3 separate regions of the Mus musculus genome follow, and all the other regions are linked to region 2. The links are chromatin loops, found by intact Hi-C in ENCODE. Cell type or tissue: left cerebral cortex. All regions are shown on one strand.

The links. Hi-C counts contacts between places; a loop is a spot of excess contacts. Peaks named below come from ENCODE experiments on the same cell type or tissue, not always from the same donor. Only the 100,000 strongest peaks of a DNase experiment are listed, where the experiment ranks them.
Region 1: a loop joins it to region 2, with 4 times the contacts of the local background. A loop is called at or near these places in 7 of 42 quality-filtered maps.
Region 3: a loop joins it to region 2, with 4 times the contacts of the local background. A loop is called at or near these places in 5 of 42 quality-filtered maps.

What each region holds. Positions count from the first base shown.
Region 1 is chr6:83,075,388-83,083,387 of GRCm38, reverse strand. It overlaps Pcgf1 (polycomb group ring finger 1), which reads right to left and starts at 4,998. Exons shown (of 9, transcript NM_197992.1): 1 at 4,910-4,998; 2 at 4,388-4,493; 3 at 4,120-4,272; 4 at 3,883-3,954; 5 at 3,643-3,748; 6 at 3,433-3,466; 7 at 3,248-3,334; 8 at 2,758-2,838; 9 at 2,533-2,678. The coding sequence starts at 4,966. The coding sequence ends at 2,631. In left cerebral cortex, a CTCF peak has its summit at 4,631 (motif pointing right); DNase peaks (open chromatin) are centred at 4,783, 5,041 and 5,645; H3K4me3 peaks cover 1,841 bases; H3K27ac peaks cover 1,510 bases.
Region 2 is chr6:83,711,367-83,719,366 of GRCm38, reverse strand. It overlaps Vax2 (ventral anterior homeobox 2), which reads right to left. Exons shown (of 3, transcript NM_011912.4): 1 at 7,824-8,000. Vax2os (ventral anterior homeobox 2, opposite strand) reads left to right here and starts at 7,166. Exons shown (of 6, transcript NR_002871.2): 1 at 7,166-7,264. Gm32943 (a long non-coding RNA gene) reads left to right here and starts at 4,593. Exons shown (of 4, transcript XR_003956456.1): 1 at 4,593-4,683; 2 at 5,098-5,594; 3 at 6,119-6,307; 4 at 6,443-6,569. In left cerebral cortex, no CTCF peak of the experiment used is centred here; DNase peaks (open chromatin) are centred at 3,671 and 4,222; H3K4me3 peaks cover 207 bases.
Region 3 is chr6:84,587,489-84,595,488 of GRCm38, reverse strand. It overlaps Cyp26b1 (cytochrome P450, family 26, subfamily b, polypeptide 1), which reads left to right and starts at 1,581. Exons shown (of 7, transcript NM_001177713.1): 1 at 1,581-1,700; 2 at 7,296-7,687. The coding sequence starts at 7,484. In left cerebral cortex, a CTCF peak has its summit at 4,973; DNase peaks (open chromatin) are centred at 5,408, 6,144, 6,433, 7,773 and 1 more place; H3K4me3 peaks cover 2,064 bases.

The DNA of each region.
Region 1 (8,000 bases), 640 kb after region 2:
CACCACCACCACCACCACCACTTTTTAAACTCGGGGTGGGACTGAAGGACACAAGCTGCTGTTCTGCTATCTGATTGACTTAAATTTTATATAAAAATTGTTTTTGAAAATTTCATAATTTGTATTTTGATCGTATTCAACCCCAAGTCCTCTAAGATTGATCTCTCTGTAGCTGAGCTGTAGCCACGTCCTTCGCAGAATTCCAGGGATGGACTCCCTGCAGAGCTGCGCTTGAGTGCTCCTTCCTATCACTCCTCAGGAAACTCCTTAGGGGTGGCAGGCTTTAGACGCATGCGGAAGGTAGCAGGGAAATACCGCTGGGATAGTTAACCCAACATGCACTGCTGTTGAGGTCGTCTCCTGGGAACAGCTCTGTTCTGCATGGGGGAGGAGTCCCTGAAGAGATGAGACATCCTCCCCTCATAACACATACCCCAAGTTTATAGGAACAGCATGGAGACAGGGGAGGCTTTAGAGGTGACCCCCCCCCCCCCAGATCCCTGTCTCCTACCTCAGGCAGTCAAGCACTTTCTTATTGTTGGAGACTGTACTCCATTCAAGCTGGCTGAGAACGCTCCTGCTTCAGCTCCCCTAATGTTAGAATTTGATGGGAGTCACTTGCCCTACCTCATCTGCAGCACTTTTTTTGCCTTGGCCCTCTAAGCAACTTGTTGGTTTCCAGACAACATAATGAACGCTGGAGAAGGTCCAGATGCAAGCTTAGGCTTTCTTGGCTCGTGCGGCCTGCATCCAAGGCCAGCCTTCCAACCTCAGCTATGTACCAGGACCCCCTTGAACCCCAGGCATCAGCCTGCAGTCACTGAGAGCTAGGCTTTACAATCTTCCACACTTACACTGGCTGCTCCTTGAGGCTCATCCCAGGTTGAAGAGCAGCCTCAGGCTCCCTTCAGAAAGTCCTGGGGGTGGCCCCGACTGCTATTTGTTCTGGCTTTTCTTCTCCTCCTTTTTCAAAAAAGATTTATTTTATGTATGTGAGTACACTGCAGCTGTCTTCAGACACACCAGAAGAGGGCATCGGATCCCATTACAGAAAGTTGTGAGCCATTATGTGGTTGCTGGGAACTGAACTCAGAACCTCTGGAAGAGCAGCCAGTGCTCTTAACTGCCGAGCCTTCTCTCCAGCCCTTATTTTTTTTTCGTGACAGTGTTTCTTTGTGTAGCCTTGGCTGTCTTTAGCTCTGTAGACAGGATGGCCTTATTATTTGGGGGGGATACTTTCTGACTCTCCCAGATAGCTATCTATAGAATAAGGACACTGGATGGGATTATCCTCAGAGCCCGGTGGGCTTTTACAGACGAGATATGCCCACGCCTGGCCACACCCCTCTCCTGTGAAGCACCTTTTCCTCCTTAGAGCTCACCATGGCGTCTCCCACCTGGGTTCCTTAAGGGTTACACTGTGGATTTTATCATTTACTGGAAAAACCTGTTTTTAGTTGTGGTGTGGCTCATCCCTAGCCCACACCTTTTCTCCAAGAGCTTTCTGCTTGAGTACTGTAAACAAGATTAAATAAAGTCAACCATAAGAGACAGAGCAAGCAACTAGTTGACAGGAAATGAATATAGATTAAGAAAAAAAAAAAGTGTTGGTGCACACCTTTAATCCCAGCACTCGGGAGGCAGAGGCAGGCGGATTTCTGAGTTTGAGGCCAGCCTGGTCTACAGAGTGAGTTCCAGGACAGCCAGGGCTGCACAGAGAAATCATGTCTCAAAAAAATCAAAACCAAAACAAACAAACAAACAAAATCAAGAGAGAGAGAGAGAGAGAGAGAGAGAGAGAGGGAGAGAGAGAGAGGGAGAGAGAGTTAAGAGGGATTCAGGAGGAAGACTAGACAGATGCACAGGAAGTAGAAGAAAGGGGGCATTTAGTTTAAAGGAAGTTTTTTAGGACAGGGGCATTCCACTGGTTGAGGAGGAAGGTCAGCTGGGTGCTTTCTGCCTAAGCAGGCAGGTTTGCACTCCAGCATCTGGCTCCTAAGTCTTCATTGGTAAACTCAAACTGCTGAGATTTTGTTAAAGACAATAGCTCCTCCTCGACCACCGTTTCCTCATCTTGGCTTCACTGACCCCCCTTCCCTAAGCTAGCTGACCCTTCTGTCCTGGGCTCAGATCTGCTCTACTAGATGCCATTCGTAGGGTCTTTCTTGTTTCTATTTTCCAGCTATACAGAATAAAGTTATTTGGATTTTTCCTTAAATATTACTCTTCTTCCTCTTCAGTCCTATTGTGGCCACATGTCCTCTCTTGACATGGATTGTGACATCCACTGGGGCTGGCACCATATACTGCAGCATATGAAGACAGCAAGAGCTGCCATCTAGATAGCATTCCTTCACCAAAGGGCCAGGTTCCAGTTCCCCGTGAGCCTCTATCCCTCTTCTTTGGCAAGCCATTGAGGGCATTTGGTAGATGGAGGAGACCTTTCTTTCCAGTGAGAGCTGGGAGACTTAAGAGGAATTAGGACCCAGGCCAAAGCCTGAGTGTGTAGCAGGTAAGAAGGAAGATGAAAAGTGCTTTTTAAAAGCATTTATTTCAAAAAATAAAGCCACAGTTAATTTCACATAAATATCTGGGGAGGGGTGGGAAGGGGGTGGAAGCAAGCCTGGCCCCTACCTCCTCTTCTCTTTCACACTGTATTGGAGAAGCAAAGGAGATGGCTAAGGAGAAAAGGGAAAGAAGGAGTGAGTGGGCTCTCAGCACCTGCTGGCCCCTCAGCCCACTGTGCACCCGGCTTACCTTGCCGAACCAGCGGGACAGCCATAGCTGTTTCATTGTCATGTGATCTGGGAGAACCTCATTGTCAAAAAGGAGCTGTACCTAAGAGGGAGATGGGCAGGGAAGTAGTGCTGGACAGAGACTTGTCCCTAGACTCTGTCCGTCTCTTCCTCTGTGCGGCTCCACTGCTGCGATTACAAGTTTGCACTACTATGCTAGGGTTTTCTTTGTTTGTTTTTAGGTCTGGGAACTGAACTCTGATCCTGGTACTTGAAAGGCAAATACTTGACTAAGCTATCTGAGCAGACCGCTCTCAAACCTTTTTTGCTCCTGTAAACAAAGTCTTACTCTGGAGTCCAGACTAGCCTGGAATTCACTATATAGCCTAGGCTAGCCCTGAACTTGAAGTGATCTTCCGGCCTGAGCTTTCTTCCAGGTACAAGCTGGCAAGCCAGACATGCCCTCCCCTTTCAGTCCCTTGTTTTCCCCGTAACATGATGGGCTTACTTACATGCTGTGGATTTAGCATTAGTCGGTGACACAGAACCCTTCGGAGATGGCGGACCTCAGCTCTCACAGAACACCGAACATACTTGTTCTAGGAACAGAGAAGGAGGGGAGGGCACAGGTGTCTGAGGGAAGGGTTGCTGGGAGAAACGGCTCCTTCAAAGGGGCCCTCCCCTCAACCCCTCTCACCTGAAGGACATTTTTATTCTTGTCTTTGCCAGAACTGGATGGAAACAGATACAAGTTAGAGGGTTCCACTTTTCTTGTCTCCTACCTAGCACAAGCACCACAGCACACTTTCTTCAGGGGAGCAGACACTCCCTCACCCTTCCCCCCAAGTCCCTTAGCATCTGGGTCACCAGTAGTATCACTTCACGCAACCTCTGACCTGCCCCTCACCTCAGCCGCTCCAGGCATAGGCTCAGCTGTTCATCATATCGATAATAGTGGGCTTTAGAGTGGTCAAAACTGCTGAAGGGGAGGCCAAGGTTGCTCAGGGCTGGCTCTGAGGAAAAGTAGATATTGAGGAGGCTGGTACAGGTTCCATACCCTCTTCTCCCCAGAGAGCAAAACCAGGCAAAAGAGATGCTCTGAGGGCTTTAATTGCCCCCCTCCCCCAAATGAGCACCAAGGACATACCTTCACCACTGGGCTGGGAGACTCTGTCTAAGCCTCGGGACTGATAGAATTCCCGAATCCGTTTCTCTTCACCTAAGGAGGGGTGAAGGGCAGCCATATTAATTCTCTTTGTTTTGGCTGTTGACCTCTTTATCTTTGTATTTTTTTGATTCCCAACAAAACTGTTGGGAACAAAACGTCAAGGTGCCACCCAGCATTAGAGTCAGGAGGCCCCACAAATATAAGGTGGCCACTCACTGTCTTGCAAGCCTGGCACTAGCTTATACACTATGTCCTGCATGACCCGATCCAGTTTGAGATTGAGCAACGGCTGCGTCTCGTGGATCTTGATGTTGCACATGGGGCAGTACTTGCTGGTTTGCAGGTACTTCACGATACAACTTTTGCAGACTGTAAGAGGAGAAACGAAGATGCTCAGGTCCCTTGGGAACCCGACACATGGGACAGGCAGCACAGAGGCTGGCAGCCAGCTTGGAAGAGGAGAGACAGGATCCGGGACACTCACAGGTGTGGAGACACTCTGTGATGGTGGTGGCATCCACGAAGTAGCCCGCGCACAGGCAGCAAACGATGTGTTCATTCAGGTCTTTGATCTTCACCCGGACCTCCTCCTGTGGACACACCCTCAGTCACTCCCCACTGGTCTTGCAAGCCCACCCCATCTCACCTTCTGCAATTCCCAGCAACAGAGCAGTTTGTTATTGGACTGGGTCGTCTGGCCCCCGAGAAGAGACGGGGGAGTGAGCTCCCCCTTCGCCCAGCAGAGGGCTCCGCGCACAGCGGGTGCTCTCTTTTCGCGGACCCGCCTGACTCTCTTTTTTCCCTCGGGAGACCAGACGCTGTCGGAGACACAACGCGCAAGCGTCCAAGTCCAGCGTTTGGCAACTCGGCCAGAATCGCGCGTGCGTATCGCGCACCCCGTGGCTGCGCAAGCGCACTGGGCGCCCATCCCGCCGCCACCCGTCCTCTCCTTCGTTTGGGTTCACACAGCTAACGGACCCCAGCAGTCATCCCGCTGCCCCTGCACCTCGTTCCGTAGTGGGTCCATCTTGTACACTGACTGGAGCTGGTTCCGAAGCCTCATCGCGATCGCAATCTGGCCCCCCTGAGGAGACGCCATCTTAAAGGCTGATCCCAGCCCGCCACTTCCGGTACCGCCTGCGGGGCGGGACTTGTCTCCTAGCAACGAGGGCCTCACATTCTCCGGATTGGCTAGTTTTCCGGCACACCCCGCCCTCGCCCCCTCTTTAGCTCCCCGTGTGCTCACCTGAGCCCGCTGCCCCCCCAACAATCGGTGGTCGTTATGGAGGGGGGTTGAGTGAAGCAGGGTCTCTGCGGTGCACGCTCCCACGGGCGTCCTTCCAACGGCGCGCACACAACCTCTGGATCAACTTCGGTAGCTTGTGCTAAGAGAGCCTGTGTGCCCTGGGACCCCGAAGCCGGGCTATCGCCCGCCGCTACAGCTCCGGAGTGTGGGAGTCCTGGGACCCGACCTCGCCTCCGACCCGGGGTCCTCTCTATACAGTGCAGTCCTGCTCCGCTGCGGCGTCCGCGTTGCGGAGCTGCGTCCCAGCCGCGGGCCTTCTCCCGTCTGCGCCGCGGGAGTTTTTTCCGGGCTCGCGAAGTCTGGGAGAGGGTGCCCTGGGCGGGGTGGAGAGGGAGAGACCCCCCGGGGAACCGGGAGCTCTTACTCCCCACTCTCTCCCTGCTGCCGAGGATGGGGAGAATAGGCCCTGGCTAATGATGATGATTTAATCATCGGCGCCTGCGGAGGCCTGGGACAGACTAATGCAGAGCAGATGCCGAAGGAGGAGGGGAGGATTGACAGCGAGGAGACTTGGGCAGCGAGTGCCTGCAGTAGCATAGGCCCGGGCCCGCACTTGGGGAGGACACAGGGGTTCCCGGGTCTGGTACACTGTCATCACTGGGTCCCTACGGCGGAATTTTAAAAGAATAAATTTACTCTGAAGCGTTATTAGCATCGAGTACAACTGGAGATTCGAGTGAGAGGGGAGAGACTGGCGGAAACTTGAAAGGCTCTCTGGAGAAAATTGGGACTCTTGTGTGGGCATGATTGACAAATGGATGCACGAGAGGTATAAATGTGATGGAAATAGAAAAAAAAGGCAGTGTGAAGAGGAACGACCAAAGAAACAGGTGTGGATTGAGAGCCCCAATGGAAGGAATGGGGTCTAAAAGAACTGGAATAATTAGGTTGAAGGTAACAGGAACCTCACAGAAAGGAGTGTATGTCTGTTACCCCATAAGTGGTAGTACATAAGCGTCAGGAAAGTATTAAAGACTTGTTAATCGACTACATACAGCTATGGTTTACCTTCCTGGCCCAGGCCACCTAGTCACCTCTGAGCCACTGCAGGTCTTGACTGCTTGCCCATGTCTATATCGTTCCCTCTTTAGACCTTTCTTCCCACAGCATGGCAAAGTGATTCTGATCATAGGTTACAAAGAACACACGTTTTTGATGATGTGTTTCTCATGTTGATGGTGGTGCTAGTTTAGTGGACATGTACATGGGGCAAAACCAATTACAGTATACACTTTAAATACTTGCAACTTGCAGCGTATCATAAATTAGACCTCAAGAAAACTGTTAAAAGTGAGTTCCAGCTGGGCAGTGGTGGCACACGCCTTTAATCCGAACACTTGGGAGGCAGAGGCAGCCGGTTTTTTGAGTTCAAGGCCAGCCTGGTTTACAGAGTGAGTTCCAGGACATCCAGGGCTACACAGGGAAACCCTGTCTCAGAAGAAAAAAAAAAAAAAAAAAAAAAAAAAGCAGGGCATGGTGGCGCACACCTTTAATCCCAGCACTGTATAGCTAGGGCTATAGAGAAACCCTGTCTCGAAAAAAACAAAAAACTGTTAAAAAAAAAAATGGCACAAGCTTAGGGGATCAGGAGTGCAGGGCCATCCTAGGCTACATAGCAAATTTGAGGCTAACCTAGACACTTAAGACTGTCTCAAAATCAACAAAAACAATAAGTAAATCATAACATTGAAAAAATTGTGGAGCCAAGTATGGTGACACACACCTTTAATTCTAACAGGCAGGGCAGAGGCAGTAGATCTCTTGAGTTTGAGCCCAGCCTGGTTTACAGAGCAAGTTCTAGGATAGCCAGGGCTATATAGAGAAATCATGTCTCAAAAAACCAAAACAAATAATCTGCTTGGTTTTTGTCCTTTTCCAATTTAAGATATTTTAATAGTGCAGAGCGTACAGCTCAGTAGTAAAGTGCTTGCCCCAGCTCTTTGTTGACCCTAGGAACATACAAGTAAGCAACCTCAAGGACTAGAGAGATGGCTCAGATGCTAAGCACTGGCTGCTCTTTCAGAAGACTTCTGTTCACTTCTCAGCACCATATAAAAGGTTTCCAACACTCTGTCACTCCAGCTGTAGACAATCCAGTGCCCTAGGCTGGCCTCGCAGGCACTATACCATGTATGTGGCACACATACATACATGGCACTCTGGCCTCACAGGCACTATACCATGTATGTGACACACAGACATACATGGAGACAAAACACTCGTGCACATAAATCTAAAACCAAACCAAACCCCAAAACTTGATAGCTTCCCTTTCCAGTCAGAATAAAAGTCTAAGGTCTTGCACGGGTTCTCTAGCCACACTGGGCTCCTCGATGCTTGTTCCGTAGACACACTGAGATGGGCTCTGCTTTGACACGCTGGCCATCCTTGTCTCTTTCCCCATCAGGTCTCCACGAGGCTTCTGTCTCCCAGCTGCGTAAATAACCCTATTTGACCTCTAGTTTCCTTGCTTTATGCTTCTTACCACTTTAACATTGTTAACATTTTATTTAGCATCATTTTTAGCTTTGTTTTAGTTGTTTTTTTTTTCTTCTCATGAGACAGGGTTTCTCTGTGTAGCCCTGGCTGTCTTGAACTCATTCTGTAGATCAGGTTGGCCTTGAACTCAGAAATTTGCCTGCCTCTGCCTCCCAAGGGCTGAGATTAAAGGCGTGGGCCACCACTGCCCTTGTTTTAGCATTGTTGATGTTTATTTAGTTTTGTTTGTTTTTGAGACAGGGTCTCACTATTTAGCCCTGGCTACTTGGCACTCACGAAGCAGATCTGGCTG
Region 2 (8,000 bases):
CCCCGTCCCCCAATATATGGCAAGGCAAACTTGCCTGATGGACTTTATGACTCAAAGACATCATACTGCTCAGAAAACAAAGGCCATCACAAAACTGAGAAGCAAGCTATAAACTAGAATAACCACAAAAGCATTGAAAGCAATGGTGTGTGTGTGTGTGTGTGTGTGTGTGTGTGTGTGTGTGTGTGTGTGTGTGTAATACAGATGTCAAAAGGAAGTCAGCAGCAGCCACTGGGCTCACAGGGGAAGACACTCAGCTTCCTTAACAGAAGTGAAGTTAGACGCCAGTTACTCAGAGTCTCAAAGATCCACAATGTTAAGGAATGGGCAAAGGTAGAGGTGAGAATTACTAGATTTTTTTTTTCAGAATAATTTGATAATACCTATGTCCATGCAAATAGGCCAGGTGTGGTGGCTTTTCCATAGAATGGGGAATGGAGACAGAGAACCCAGAATGAGAGATCAACTTAGCTACATAACGAATTTTAGGTCAGCCTGGGCTACATACACGGACTGCTTTAAAATGCCAAAACCAAGGGGCCAGCAGATGACTCAGCTGTCAAGCCCGAGGACCTTCCCCTGGGTTCCATCCCTGCTTCCACAAGGCAGAGAGATCTGACCTCCAAACGTTTACTCACATTCACACATGCAATAAGTAAGTAAACAAACAAACATGTAAAAACCAAACCAGAGGCTGGAGAGATGACTTAACAGTTAGGAGTATATTACTCTCTTGTAAAAAGAGCATACTGTTCTTGCAAAGGACTAAAGGGTGGTTCCCAGTTGACAACTGTCTGTAGTCTGTAGCTCCAGCTCCAGGGGGTCCAATAACCTCTTTTGGCCTCATATACATGCACATGTGCACACGCATGCACACACATACACTCACACACACTGAAGAATAAAATTGTAAAATATTTAGCAAGAACAATTCACCCTAAATCAACAAACTTAGCAAAATAAAACAAGTCATAAGAAAGGGCTAGGAAAACCTAGGGGTTTGGCCAGCATCTGGGGTGCAGAGGAGGATGTGGAAAAAGTGACTGTCCCCTCATTCTTGGTAGGAAAGTAAATTGTCACCACCAAGAGCAGTTTGGAATTAACTTTCAAGTTATAAACATAGACACCCTTTGACCCAGTAACCCACTTTGAGGAACTCCCTCAAAGAATTTACCCACCAAGTGGAGCTAAACATAACAAACAAAACAGCCAAGTTTATTTACTGCATAGTATATGCAATAGCAATAGCCCAATGTCTTAATAGCACACTAGCTATGTGACATATCCATACAAAGAAAAACCGTACATTTGTTAAATACAGGCAAGGATTCTTTATATATAAAACGCAGTGGGAGGAAAGTAAACACATAGCTGTATAGATGTGTAAAACCATGCAAATGATCTAAAAGAGTGGATTACAAGGCAATGAAAATGGCTGCCATCTTACCATAGAGTTTAAAAAGGAGGTGGGGACTGGGGTGGTGAGAAGGCTCAGCAGGTTCTAGGCAGAGATCTGGGGAGATACAACCTGAGTTCCCTCCCCAGGACTCAGACTATAGGCAGGAACAAGCTCTTGACAATTGTCCTCTGCGTGTGTGTGTGTGTGTGTGTGTGTGTGTGTGTGTGTGCGCGCGCGCGCGCGCGCCAGCAAAAGAAAAAATGTATAATAAAACAAACAAACGGGTACCTGTGAAGGAAGTTCTGGTGAATTCCCCACTTGACAATTAAATGAAGTATTTTAAATATGTATGCCTTTCAAATCAGCACTTTTTTCACTGAAACATTAAAAATATCTACGCAAAGCCAGGAGCCTTAGGAATTCATTTCACTGTATTTACACTAAATCAGACCAAGTGCAGGTCCTTCCCACCCTACATAATTAGCTTACTCAATGGTCAAAGGACACAGAGCTGTTGGAACTGCAAATGCCCAAGACAGTTAAAAAATTTCACCGATGACTTTCAAAATAGCCTGAGGAAAGTGCGTGGAAGGGCAAGGAGGAGGCTTCTGGCTTTCTTCCCCCTCCGGTTCTGCCTTCCTGTGAAGTGTGTATTCGGAAATGAAAGCCTGCTAGGCCATGAAGCTGAGTACGGCCTGCCCAAGCTGGACCTTGAGGACAGGATCCTCCCTGCAGCTCCAGAGTCGGTGAGGCCAAGCCTCCAGGGAAAGAGGGAGCAACTCTTTTTCTAAGACATCGCATCTTATGGGTGCATGGGTGGGGTGCATGCAGACTTAGCTAGTGGTTTCAGCTAGGTCGTTCTTAGATTTTTGTTGTTGTTGTTGTTTTGATTTTTGTTTTACTTTTGTTTTTGGTAGACTTGGAGGCTGACCTTGAAGCTGAGGTAATCTTCCTGTCTCTACCTCCTATAGCCTGCTGGCATTACCAACCCAGCCACTACTCTGGTCAGCCAGTTTTGGTTATTTTTGCTGGTCGAGCCTCGTAGAAGCGTCCGCTGTGGCTCTGCACTTCCTAAGACCTTGCAATAGACTCCTATGCTTTCACAGCGCTCCCTCCCCAACTCTCTGTCTCTGTCTCCCGCCCCCCCCCCTCCATCCCCTCTTGCACAGGCACACAGATGCACAGGAAAAAAAATTAAGGTTGTCCAGTCTTAGTTTTTAACGATTCTCAAAGTTAGAAAATTTAAAAATAAGATGCTGTCAATCTCATAGTTTAACAGTTAAGCTACATGCTTCTCCTGTCCACATGAATGTGTAACGCAAAAAAAAAAAAAAAAAAAAAAAAGGAATTTCAGAACATTTGTTTGGGAGTGGTCATTAACCGTCTCATGCCTAGAAAATAGGTAAAAGTAACAAATGGACATTTTTCATTTATTTGGCAAATGTTTGATTGCCTGTTGTGGGCTGGGAACGGAAAAATGGCATGGACTTAGCAGACACGGTGTCCACCTCTCCTACTCGGTTTCTACGGGCACTCAAAAAATAAAATAAAATAAAATAAAATAAAATAAAATAAAATAAAATAAAAAAATTCAGAAATCTGACCCCCTGCTCTCCTGACGCTCGATCGATCCTCACGCTGGATCGCCGCACGATCCAGGAGTCCAGTGCGGGTCAGTTTTGCAGCCATGAGTCTTAGGAGACAGCAAATCTCCAGGCTAAGATATATCGTAGGCTCAATCATGCAGGTACACAGGGGTACACATTGGTGTCTGTGGACAGAGTCAAGAAGAAAGGAGGGCATAGCTCAGAGAGCAAAGGGTTTGCTAGGGCAGTGCCTCTTCAGGCTGACACCCGGCTTCAGTTCACAGTCTTGAGGCCTGGACTTGATTGCGTTCATCCTTGACCAGGAAGGCCGTATCCGTCCCAGGATCGCTGGCCCCTCTACGCAGTGTCCAGACCGCTGCAGGCGTCTGCAGGAGGTGGAAGAGCCTTAACCGCCATTCCAGATTCAGGGAGGAAGAGCCCCGCTCTTAGGCTACCCTGGGTCTCGGGGGAAGAGTTTGCTGGCCTCCGCGTCTTTCCTCCGACCTGCGTGCAGAACAGGGGCCTTCACAGTCTCCGGGTCTCAGGAGAACCAGGTTCTCTCAGTTTGTCTCAAATTAAACAAACCGGAAAAAGAAGGACAAAACCAAAACAAAACAAAACACCCCACAGGCTCCCCCTGTCGCCCCCGATTAAAATGGAATGGGAGAAATGTATCCAACCAGGAGAGGAACCGGAGGCAGAGACAGTCGAGCCATGGCGTCTAGGCCTATGGGATGCATGGATAACCTTTCTCAAGCCTCATCGTGAAGATGAGTTTGGAGGCGGAGCCCGCCTGCATCTCGATCCATACTCTCAGTTCCAGCATTCCAAAGATTTGTCCTCAGCACCCAGTCGTTGGGTCCCTTGGATGTGGGAATCCACCGCGACTATGGAGAAGAAAGCTCGAGAGAAGAGAGCCATTTAACTCGCCCCCACAGTTTTCTGAAAATGAGTCTTGGGCGGAAAAGAGGTAACAATGCCACGTTCTGCCACCTGCTTCAGTTTCCTGTGGGGTGAGAGGGTGGTTAGAACATAGAGGGGGGAATACAGACTCAAATCAAGGGCAGCACAAACCAGCGGTGAGAATGCGGGTCTCCGGCCACCCACAATCGAAATAATAGTGAAAATATAAAACGAAACACCACTGAAAAAAGTTAAAAGGACTCCTCGCAAATACTAAAAATCTTAAGAATTAAACTTCAAATTTTCCGAAAGCGCGATTTTCTAAACGGTTCTACAGCCCACAACATACATATGTTTCGAGCGTATGCGGGGCAAGGTTTCCGAATGTATCCACAGAGTGAGATATGGAGGCCTCCTCAGAGGCCCGGGATTGGTTGGGGCTTTGCCCAGCTCTCTGCAGTCCAACGCTGCCTGGGGTTTGCTGCACAGCGCCTGCTCAGCAGGACCAGGCTTGAAGCCTGGAGGTCTTCCAGGCTCAGGGGCCAACTCCAAGTGACCATTCTCCTGGGTTCTCTGTCACGGCTGGCTGAAGGTTTTGAACGGCCAAGTCGTGCTCACAGTTTAAGCTATTTCAAGTTCAAGGTTCGGTCTTCTCGGGGACCCCCGTGGACCTCTGAGTACCGAGCGCATGCGTCCAGCTTCTGCTCCAGGGCGTTTTTTAGCCGAGCGGATGACTATCCGGGTGGATGACCGGTGCTTCTCAGAAGGATCTGCCATTCAGAGGCAAAGGCTATGGTAGGCTAGAAACGGGGCGTTTTGTTTGGAGACCTGCCGAGGGGGCAGCAGGCTTCAAGGGGCACTCCTGACAGAGAAGATTATTGGTGCCTCTTGGCATTGACCTTAAAACTGTGGCGCCTTCGCAGATCTATCAAAATCAGTTGAATTCTCTTCCGGGTTGCTACGGAAAGCACCAGGGTCCGAGGCAAAGGTGGTGGCGGTGGCAGGCTTGGATTACCAATTGCAGGGATCTGTGAACTACACTTTTCCCTCTTCTGGTACCAATCCCGCTCCACTAAAAGAGTCAGTGTAGGCTTGGCCCACTGCAGGGTGAGAGCAGAGTTGGAGGCCCCATTCCTTCTGTTGTCGCCTTGTTGATCGCATTGGTGATCCCCTTCCAAGACAAAACAAAAGGTTCTTCCCACACTACAGGATCTTGACCAAGGGACGGGCACAAGGGATGCCTTAGAGACTGTGGCTTCCTGGAGGAAGCCTCACTGTGGAAGTCATCTTGGTGGCACAGTATTTATGCCAGCGGCTGGAGACAACGCTTCCATTTTGAAGGCAGGGTGAGCAGACCAGGGGCTACCAGCTTTGTATTCTCAGAGGAAATCTGAGACGTTGGCCAAGCAGATGGTCTGACTCTCCTTTACCTCTAAACTGCTGGCTTTGCACAGCAGCTCATTCTCTGGGGCCACGATGTGTGTGTGTGTGTGTGTGTGTGTGTGTGTGTGTGTGTGTTGGGGGGTAGTTAAGAGAGATTTCTGACTAACACATCACACCAGTAGACAGAATCTGCAGGTCACTCCAGTGCTACCCCACTCCTTCCTTCCACAAATATTTACGGAGAGCCTGCAGACTGTTTTCTGTGACAGCACCCTGGATCCTCAGGCAGCTTCCTGAAGAGGAGGGAATCCTGGAGGCAGGAGGTGAGACAGCAGTTCCGCTCACCTCAGCCTCCAGCTGCCCTTGGCCTTTCCAGTGCTAAAAACCTCTCTCAACCAATGCCACACCCGGGCGTGGGAAGGAGGGTGAAAAGAAGTGGAGAGGGTGGGGTCATTTCTTATGCCCACATAAGCTCTCCTTTGCACCTTAGAAGAATTGAGGGGGCTACGTACTCAGAGGACCAGAGGACAAGGGTAAAATGTACTAAGGAGGGCTCTTAATTTTGGACAATGGGGGCTTGCCTTCCCCAGTGTTGGGTTGGCTTTTCTCATGGAAGCCTCTACCCTCAGCTGTGGTGGGGCTTCGAGCAGTGACTGACACGGGTGACCCTGCCTAGGAGGGATTAGCAGTAAATGACGTCCCCGGCATTTCAGGCCTGTAATGACAGCCTTGTCATTAAATGGGGGAGGGGCAGAGGGATTTACGTTTCTGCATTTGCTTTTTATTTCAGTCCAGTGGATAACTGTACTTGTATTTAATATTTCCATTATATTTTACAAATGTAAAGGAATTACCTTGTGTGGGTACATTATAAAAGTATACCCCTGAAGAGGTACCCGGCATGCGCGTCTCTACTTGACTTAAATGGCTCTATCCCAGAGGACAGAGGGCCACATTTTACTCCCACCTCTGCAAGTCTGCACCAGAGACAGTCCCACTGATGCCCACGAGCAAGATTTATTTGATCTACATAAAGGTTGGTAGAATGGAGGAAGATGGTGTTTGGGCGCATAACTCAGTCATCCTGACCAGGGGAGACGCCTATTCTTAATGCATAGCACTGGCAAGGTCCTTAGCCTAAGAGCTTAGGCTGTGTCTTCATTTCTGGAAGGCTTGCAGATTCCCTCAACGAAACTCAACTGGTGGTCGCTCCTTGTCCTTAGAACCCCTCAGATGACAAAAGGGAATTCATATTAACCCCAGGTAACCTACAAGTCCTCACACCTGCGGGGATTCCTGGTGGTGTAACTGTCTTACACCATCAAGCGGGTCCCTAGAATGGCAGTAGCCACCCAGCCTTCCAATGACCACACCTATTCCCAGGAGTGTTTCTTTATTCAGGGTCCCTGGCAGCGTCTTAATTTAAGAGAGCTTCCTGTACCTCCATGCCCTGCCCTAGCTGGCTCTCAGATCCCCAGGGCCACTCACATGGTGACAGTGGTGGTGGGGGTCAGGAAAGTTGTACTCCACCTGCTCTAAGATATTGACTTGGGTGACAGAAACCTAGGTTTCCCTCCGTAAAAGAAAGTTGGCTACAGGCCTCCTGAGGCCTGTGGGAGGCAGCTGGGGGAAGCCAAGTGAGTGAGTCCGAAACCCCAGGATGGCGGAAAAACAACAGGCCTCAGGCCTAGGATCCAGTTGACCGCAGGACCCGAGACTTCTTTCTCCAAGTGTCTACCTGGGAGAGGCCCAGACCCAGGATACTGGCATTGGAGGTTTGGATCTGGATGAGCGATGGCAGGAGAGTGCCGGGAAAGCAAGTTTGCTGCGGGGGTTGAAGGGGGATGGGTGAAGGGGCTCCGACTTCGGGTGAGGGCGGGTGGAGCCGAGGAAGAAAGCGTCGGCCAGGCCAGGCGGCCAGGCCAGGCGGAGGAGCGCCGGAGCCGGCGGTATCCAAGCGAGTGGGAAAACTGGAGCAGCGGAGCCGCGGCAGGTCAGGCTACCCTACCGCCCACCCAGCCATCTCTAAGCCTCAACCCACGCAAGGCTAGGTGCTGGGAAATAAGGCTGGGTTGAAGCGGGGACGCATCCGACTGCCTGCGTGGCCCAGCCTTCCTCAGCAGCTGCCCACTCGGGTCCCTCCCAATCCTGTCCCTACAGCGCGCGCGTGACTTTCTCCGCCCTTGCTCCGGGGACCCCGGCGCGGAGGCCCTGGCTCTCGGTGTCGGGCTTCTCCAACTGATTCGTGTCCTTACTACACCAACCAGCCCGGATGGGCCTAGAGAGAGAGAAAGAGAGAGAGAGAGAGAGAGAGAGAGAGAGAGAGAGAGAGCACCGGTCCAGCAGGACGAAACAAGGTCCAGCCCCCTGCTTTGTCCCCCGCGTTCAGCTCAGTGTCCCGCACACAATAGGCACTCGGAGTATTTACAGGATGAACTACCAAATGAATGAACCACTGTATGATCTGAGAGATGGACGTTGTAGGGATGTCGGAGGCCCCAGGAAAGGCAGCTTGGTGGCCCAGGGAATCAGAGCTGCGGCTGTCCCCTTACCTCGTACCAGGATGCGGCGGCAGTGGTCTGTCTCACCGAGCGCCTGCTGTCCGTCGCTGTCCCCTCCGCTCTCCCTGGAGCCCGCAGGGCTGGAGGCGGAGGTCCCAGCAATCTCCCTCGGACTCGCGCTACCTGTGTCAGCACGCAAATCTTCCGCTCCGCGGTGCTCTCCGTGAC
Region 3 (8,000 bases), 880 kb before region 2:
TGGGAGAGCTTAAGTTACTACAAGGTCTGCGATCCTGCTCTCCCTTCTCCTTGGGGGGAGGGGGGGGAGAGGTGGAGAGAGAGAGACAGAGAGAGAGGCAGAAAGAGAGAGACAGGCAGAGAGAGAGAGAGAGAGGCAGAGAGAGAGACAGAGTCAGACAGAGACAGACAGATAGGAGATAAAGAAACAGATAGAGACACAAAGAGACAGAGAGACAGAGAGAAACAGACAGAGACAGAGACAGACAGACAGATTTAGAGAGACAGACAGACAGAGAAATGGACAGACAGAAAAACAGACAGAGACACAGAGATACAAAGAGTCAGACAGAGAGAGAGAGAGAGAGAGAGAGAGAGAGAGAGAGAGAATAGAGGTCACAGGCAAGAGGAAGTAACCTGTGGCATTTTTAACTTGAGGAATCTGCCAACTAGATCTCCAGCCTAGCCTGGGGCAAGGGTTAGCTTGTCTGGCAGCAGCTTTGGAACAGAACCCCACAGGCTGGGGAAGCAGGAGGGTCTTGCTTGTCTTTCTGTTGTTTTTCTCCTAAGCTGGCTGGCTGCATCTGGCTGCCACTCTATCCCCTGTCCCCAATGAGAAGCAATCCAGTGCTCCTCTGTGCCCTCCTTTGTCACAAACCAGCCCTGATAGGCCATCTCTGTCCATTAAGCCATCCTGGCAAAAGATGGAAGCTGGATTAGCAGGGAGAGTCCATCCCATGCCTGTCCCCACTGTTCCCCTAAAGAGAGCTGGCTAGCCGGGCTGTGATGGGGGACAGAGGGTCCTTTTCCTTCTGAATGACCTCTGAGACGATGCTTCCCTGGCGTAGGGACTGGAAAGGAGATGGGAGTCCTGACAGCCCAGGAGGGAGGAGACTGCACTCTAGTTTGTCTAATTCAATTATGCCAGATGAGCAGTGTTCTATTTACAAATCAACACGCTTGTATTTTCTGAGATTGCCCAGGATTTCCGAAACTCCAGAAGAGGGTGGAGGAGGCAGATTGTGACACCAAGCAGTGTGCAGGCTGGTTCACTTCAAGCTCTGCCCAGCCCTTTTCTGTAGTGTTTTTACCTTCCACAAAGGCTCTGGGTTCCCTGTCACGCTTTCTTTTTTTCTCCCTGGATCCTGATTGTCCTTCAGTCCTTTGTCACCAAGTGTAACTTGATAAACTGAGCAGAAACACACTGCTGTCCCCATCCTTTCAAAACTGCTGCCAGAGAAAGAACACAGGGGAAAGAGAGCTGAGGTCTTTGAATGGACGTTTAAGCAGGAGTGCGCGTGTGTGGGAGTACACACACACACACACACACACACACACACACACACACACACACACAGAGAGAGAGAGAGAGAGAGAGAGAGAGAGAGTCACATACATACCAGGACGTAGAGTTGCCTAGGGTGGTTGTCTCCCAGACCATTGTGCATGGGGCCTGGTCCTGAAGTCCTAGGAGCAATGCCCCCCCAGCTCCCAGGGACACCCCTCATTGCAGGCCCTTGTTGCAGCCGCCCAGTGGGCGGTGCCAGGGCAGGTTTCAGGCTATAAAGGGCTCTTGGCTCCCTGGGTCTGAGGGAGCGCCATCTCTTCGACAGTGTCCCTGCCAGCCACAGCCAGCCTGGGGCACTGCCCATACCCCATCGCCATCGGGCGGGCTCTTCCTTTGGACACAGCTGCCAGTTGCGCCCCTTCCACCTTCTATCGGCAAGTCCATTTTCAGATTGCTTTAGACTGTATTGGTTGTAGGGCAGAAGGAAGTCTGGGCTTGGGGCTTTGATGGCGGAGGATGGGAAGAGTCACTTCTATAAAATAATTCCTCCTGGGCAAAGTGTTTGGAGCCAAGGCCTCCCCAGGTGAGGAGTGTGATGGGACTTGGCTGCCTCCCAGGGAAAAGAGAAAGTTCTTTCCCAGAGGGCTGTAGATGGGTGGGTGAGGGGCCCCTTCTAGCCGGGCCTGTCTGTGAAGTTGGGAGTGAGGAGTCAGACTCCTGCCAGACTGATCCTTTTGCACATGGACTGTTATTGAAAAAAAAAATCAAGAATATTGCTGAAGATACATGGGTGTGGGTAGGAGGTAGGGGCAAGTCTCCGCAAGGGACAGAGAAAAGGACGGCCTGAAGGAGAAAACGGCAGAAATTGAATATACCCTTGGATTTGGTAGCAGTGACCAGAAAGAAGGTACCTCCAAAGAGGCTGGGGCTGGTGAGGTTCAGGCAAGTGGCATTTGTGAGGGGCTTCTTGAATTCTCTGTACAGCCAGACAGCCCGCTGGGGAGTGGGTCATTTAGTTCTGTGAGCTCTAGAGAGGCAATTCTTAACACTGGAGGTGATTTTCACAGCAGCTTGGACAGCAGGAGTCCAGCCCCTCTCTCAAGAGCGAGGGCACACTTATGCGGTGTCCTCTAACCTGTCCTTGAGTTTCTGGGCACCAGAGGGCTACCACTGGCCTTGTGGCGCCCGTTCTGGAGAACCCAGAGAGGCAGGGTGATGGGCAAAGGCAGGGAGAGGAACGCTCTGACAAAAGCCGAAATCTAGGGTGGGGGCCCTTCTTATCTGCAGGACTTTACAGTTCCCACCCAAGCTCTGCAAAAGGGTCTGAGCAGAACCTGCTGACCCAGGGCTTTTCCAGACAAGGGACTCAGGATATGGGGGGGGGGGGGGCAGGGGGAGGACCTCAGAATAGAACAAAGGCAGTCTGGGACCCTATGAGGTTAGCTTTCCAAAGATTCCTTGGAGCTAGTGGGGCTACAGAACTCTGGGAATTACCTCTTTTATTCTTTCAGCTATACTGTCCCCAGACAGCTGAGGGACACTAGACGAGCCTAGTTGGTCTTTAAGTGCCCAGGCATGCTTCCCACCCACCACTGCCTGGCCTTTCGGTCCCCACTTTACTCTTGCTCACATTTTTATTCTGGCTAGAGAAATGAAAAGCTTTGGGGTGAAGAAATTGAAGCATTAACTGGGAAAAAATCAGGGCCTAAACTATGCAAATTGAGTACAAAATGGAGGGTTTCCTCCATTTAACAGAAAAGTGCCCCAACTCAGGGGATATACTCCTGTTGGTAGGAAAGGAAACAGAGCGAAACTGTGAGCAGTGTCCTCATCAAACAAATATACAAATCCCTCTACAAAATAGTGTTACTTTGCAGTGCTGTGCGCAGTGTGTGGAAAGGATGATCAGGAATGCGCACAGAGAAGGGTGTGGAAGGGGAGCTGTCCTCTCTACTCTGTGTGTAGGAAGCTGGGGACACAGAGCCATCCTGGCAGCTCTGTGTCCTGAGAAGTAGGCCTTGAGACAGACAGATCTGTGCTTGTGCAGGTATTTCTAGAGCCCCAGAGGAATTTGCCTTGCTGCCTGTCTTCAGCCTCGAACAGTGCCTGAGGCCTACCCTTCATATTTTCTCAGGCTCAGCTACCAAGCCTTACAAATGTCACCCAGGCAGAGCCTCCCTTGACACAATGTCCCCTGACTGAGGTCCCAGTCTGCTCCAGCTGATTTCAATGTGCCTGGAGTGCTCTGGGGACACTCCCTGAACCTGGGCTTTGGTGCACCTTGGGCAGGAGTTGGAGCCCTAGATGTATCTGGGCTGTGGAAAGGGTTTTGTGAGTTGCTGAGATTAGCAGTATTGGCCTGGATGGGGAGGGATGCTGATCCGGGGACATGGCAGATCATTTCAAGTCCTAGCTGACAGAAGCATTCTGACCTAGAGCCCTAGCCTACTCCAGGAGACTTATGGGTTAAATCCTAGCTTAACGACAGCTTGTAAGGGAAATGTGTTCTGTGGCCAGAGCTGGACCTGGAAATGCCTGTTTGCACAGAGCCTCAGCCTGGGGTCAGAGTCAGTATGTCTCAGTGACCAGGATTAAGGGTTAATCTGGTCAACAATTTGTTTTCTGGCATGGGCTGTGGACCAGGCCTGTGTCTGGCACCATCAGAAGTCCACCCCGGGCACTAACAGATTGTCCCTCCTGTGTATGTGGCTCTTGGCCTCCCTTTGTGCTGGTAGCGTCTTTGCAACTTCTTGTCAGATGCAGCTTTCCAATCCACCTGCAGCACCTCCAAGAAGCCTTGTGTATTTCTGCAGCATACATTCCTTCCTCTCTCCTCCTCCTCAGCACGCAGGGGACTTGAAGAGAAACACGTCCCATCAGGACACACTGCAGCTGTTACAGTGAGGCTGTGTGTCCCCCAGGACATTCGCCAGAGCAGCACTTGGCAGCTCAGCAGTAAGGACTTAGGACCCCTTCCTTTCCATCCCAACTCCCACTCCACACTTGAGTGGGAAGAAAGTCCAGGCAGGGGGAGCAAAATAGGCTCCAAAGCCAAAGTGTGTGTGTGTGTGTGTGTGTGTGTAAGACAGTACAAGGAAGTGTGGACTTTTGACCCCAGAGTGGGCAGGTCCTCTGGATTCAGTTTGGCTGCTTAGAAAGAAGCATTTCCTGGCTGTGGACAAGGATCTCCTGTGTATGGCCTTGTAGATTTCAATACCTATTTCCATGCAGCCTCATAGTAGACCTTCATGTGGCTGTGTTCATGTCCCTTTGCCCACAGCGAGATGGCCCCAGTATTGGTCTTCCCCTAAGGATATTTTGCCTGGAAATACTGGTAAACTGGTCATATTCATAGGGTACTTCAAGACATCAAGGTCCCCAAAACTTCCCAAGCCACACTCTGCCATCCTCCTAGGGAGACTGGACTAGCACTGGCCTCGCTGATCTTGCTTGCTAAGAGGTCCTGTAAAGTAAAATTCACCTAAGCAAACACTCCCCAGCTCTCTATTTCTGGGGTCACAGTGGTTCTGATGTGACTTCGTGTCCCGGTTCCGACTGTCCTGTGGAGATGGGGCAGCCTTAGGATTCTTAAACTGAACCCCTGGGAATATCTTCAGGCTGTCTCTTTGGAGCTTGTCCCCAGTTAGGAAAAGATATTTAAGGAGGGGGAAGCTGAGACAATATGCCCTGCGGCTGTAGTACTAAAACTAACCACCAGGTGGGGTTCCAAGGCAGAGAGTGAGCGTGGAGCTGACCCAGCGCTTGCAGCCAGAGCCGGGCTGAAAGAGCTCTGCTGGCCGAGTCAACTTCAGTTGCCGCGCTCTCTGGGCGAGAGACCGCGCGCGCGTAGACGCGCATCTTAGACGCTCTCGCACATTTTCTGATAGTGAGCTCTAAAGCAGATCCTATACCGGATGCAGGGGACTATTAGCAGAGTAGGATGATTAGTTTACACGCTCAGCACCCTAAACTGCAGGTGGCATGTCTAGGATGATTTCTTTTTATTATTACTAGTATTTGCTCCGGGAGTGTGGGAGTGGAACAAGAAGACTAGACGTCTGGGGAAAACCAGAGGCAACGGACAGGGAGAGCTACGCGCTACTCATGCAAATACTGGGGCCGCTGTGTGCAGCTCCGTCCCGGGCTCTCAGGAGAGGCCATATAACAGGCAGATCCATGGATGCGCAGACACATACGGTTATGGATAGACTCTCAAACTCAAGTTCTCTCCACCAGCGTCTGGTGAGAGCACATGCAGGTGCCACAATCACACCCCACATAGGATGGGGCTCTGGACTCTCCGTGGCTAGCTCTGAGAAGGTGGTCGCGCTCAGTGGCATGTTTACTTATTCACACATATCTGAGAACATGTGTACAGGACTCCCGCGGCCTCTGGGTACAGGACCACTGCACATGTGTCTCAGGTGCTGGACACTTTCCAGGACCAGCACTAGTGACTTGTTAACGTGTGTGTGTGTGTGTGTGTGTGTGTGTGTTGTGGTCCTCAGGAGTGTTAGAGCATTGGTAGCCCGGGACTCACACAGGCACAGAAGACCCTCCAGGCATTGGATGGTAAGAAACATGTGGATCTAGACTACTGAGGTTTGTAGATGCAGATATTAGGAATGCGGACCCTGGCTATAGGCAATCAGGAGGGAATAACATGTATCTTTTGAGTTTGCCGGGTCCCACGGAATTCCGCGAGATGGAGTCTGGGTAGAGAGACTTCTGGCAACTCCCAATCGAGGGGGACAGTCGGATAAGGAACTTCCACGCAGAACAGCCAAAAGCTGGGAACCAGGGAGGGGATCCAGGAGGGAGAAAAAGCAGGAGTAAAGTAGCTTTATAGTCAAACTAGCATCAAGAGGGTGCGCACCGTGTGCGCTCCTGTGTATGTGTGTGTGTGTGTGTGTGTGTGCGCGCGCGCGCGCATTAGTGTGTGCATGCGCGCTCGGGCATGTGTCTCATCTCATCCGTTTGAAGGTGCTGGACTCGGCGAGACCCGGGCGAGAAGGAAGAGAAGGCGCGAGGTGAACTGAGTTTGATCCTGAGGCGCCTACAAGTGGGTCCCCGGCGGGCGGCGGGCGGGGCGGCTGGGCGGGAGGCCGGCGGGAGCTCACACGCTCGGCAGCCGGCCGGCCTCTCACCACGCCTCCCGCTTTGTGAGCGCGCCCAGGGGGGGTGCTGGACGCGCGCCCACGGCGCTGCTCCCGCCTCTATATAAACACACGCATCGCCTTGCCTTGGATCAAATCAGATTGAGAGACGCTTTTCAAACCACCAGCCCTGAAGTCCTGCCTCCTGCTTTCCCCTTCTTTCATCCCTTTTTGCCTTTCTTTCTTTCTTTCCTTTTTTCCCCCCCTCATCTCTTCTCTTTTCCCTAACAGCAACTCCAGAGCCGAGAGACTGCGTCCCGGGACAGACTGCCTTTTCTTAATTGATAGATAGCCGGGCTCGGGTTTTCCCACCTCCTCCCCCAACCCCACCCCGCCTTACCCCTCCCTCCCGCCGCCGCCGCCCCAGAGCCCGCCCGGGGCTCTGTCGCCGGCTGCGTCCCTTCCCCGCTGCGGCTCGCCGACTCCGCACTCGCGCTCGGGCCAACGCGCCCGCCTGCCCGCCTCCGAGTGCCGCGGCCGCTCCAGCTTCTACACTCGCCTCATCTGGGGAGTCTTCTCCCAAGCCCCCAAAGTTTCTGGGTTCGTTGGAATTTTTGAATTCCGGTTTTTTTTCCTTCTTTTTATGTACCTAGGAATCTTGGAGGAATAGTTTTGATAAATTGATCGCACTTTCCGCTAGCTCTCGGTTCCCCTTCTTTTTGCCCCCCTAGCTTTAAGCAGGAAAGGGGCTTCCGAGAGATTCCTGGTGGATAAAGTTTTCCAAAGTTTTTCGTGTGTGATGGTTGCTGGGAGAACAAGCTCACCAGCTTAACTCAGCTCCATCTCACCTCCCCAGAGCCCGCCTAAAGGGACAAACAAACAAACAAACAAAGTTACACCTCGAGTCGCCTCGTGTCTTCTCTCTTCTTCCAGGCAATCTTTTTCCTCTCTCTCTTCGATCACCTCGCAGCCTCCAGCCCCTTCCCCTCGGCCCCATCTCCTGGGTTTCTCCGAGGGGTGCCAGGACCCCCTGCCGCAGCCTCCCCTCCCCCGTCACTCTGGTCCGGCCCTCCCCTCCCCCATCGCGGACCGCACAGCCAATCCCCCAAGCGGCTGCCAACATGCTGTTTGAAGGCTTGGAGTTGGTGTCGGCGCTGGCCACCCTCGCCGCGTGCCTGGTGTCCGTGACGCTGCTGCTGGCGGTGTCGCAGCAGCTGTGGCAGCTGCGCTGGGCTGCCACCCGCGACAAGAGCTGCAAGCTGCCCATCCCCAAGGGCTCCATGGGATTCCCGCTCATCGGAGAGACTGGTCACTGGTTGCTACAGGTAAGCGCTCTCTCGAGGAGTCCGCTAGCCGCGGGTGTCCGGCCAGGGGGCGCCGAGAGCTCGGACACTCGGAAGCACCGGTCCCCGCCCCGCCCCTTCCTTGCCTCAGCCGGCGCCGCCTGGGTTTCCCCAGCTCGCCTGCAGCGCGGCTCAGAGACCTCCGGCGCCCTGTGAGCTAGTTAACGAGGCCGGGTGAGCTAGTAAGAGGGATATTGACCAGGGTAGGTAGCAGAGAGGGCTCCCGAGTGTGATGCTCCGGGCTGCAGGCGTCCAAGCAGGGGTGTGCGGAGAGCGCTGGGGAGCGAGTCTGGAG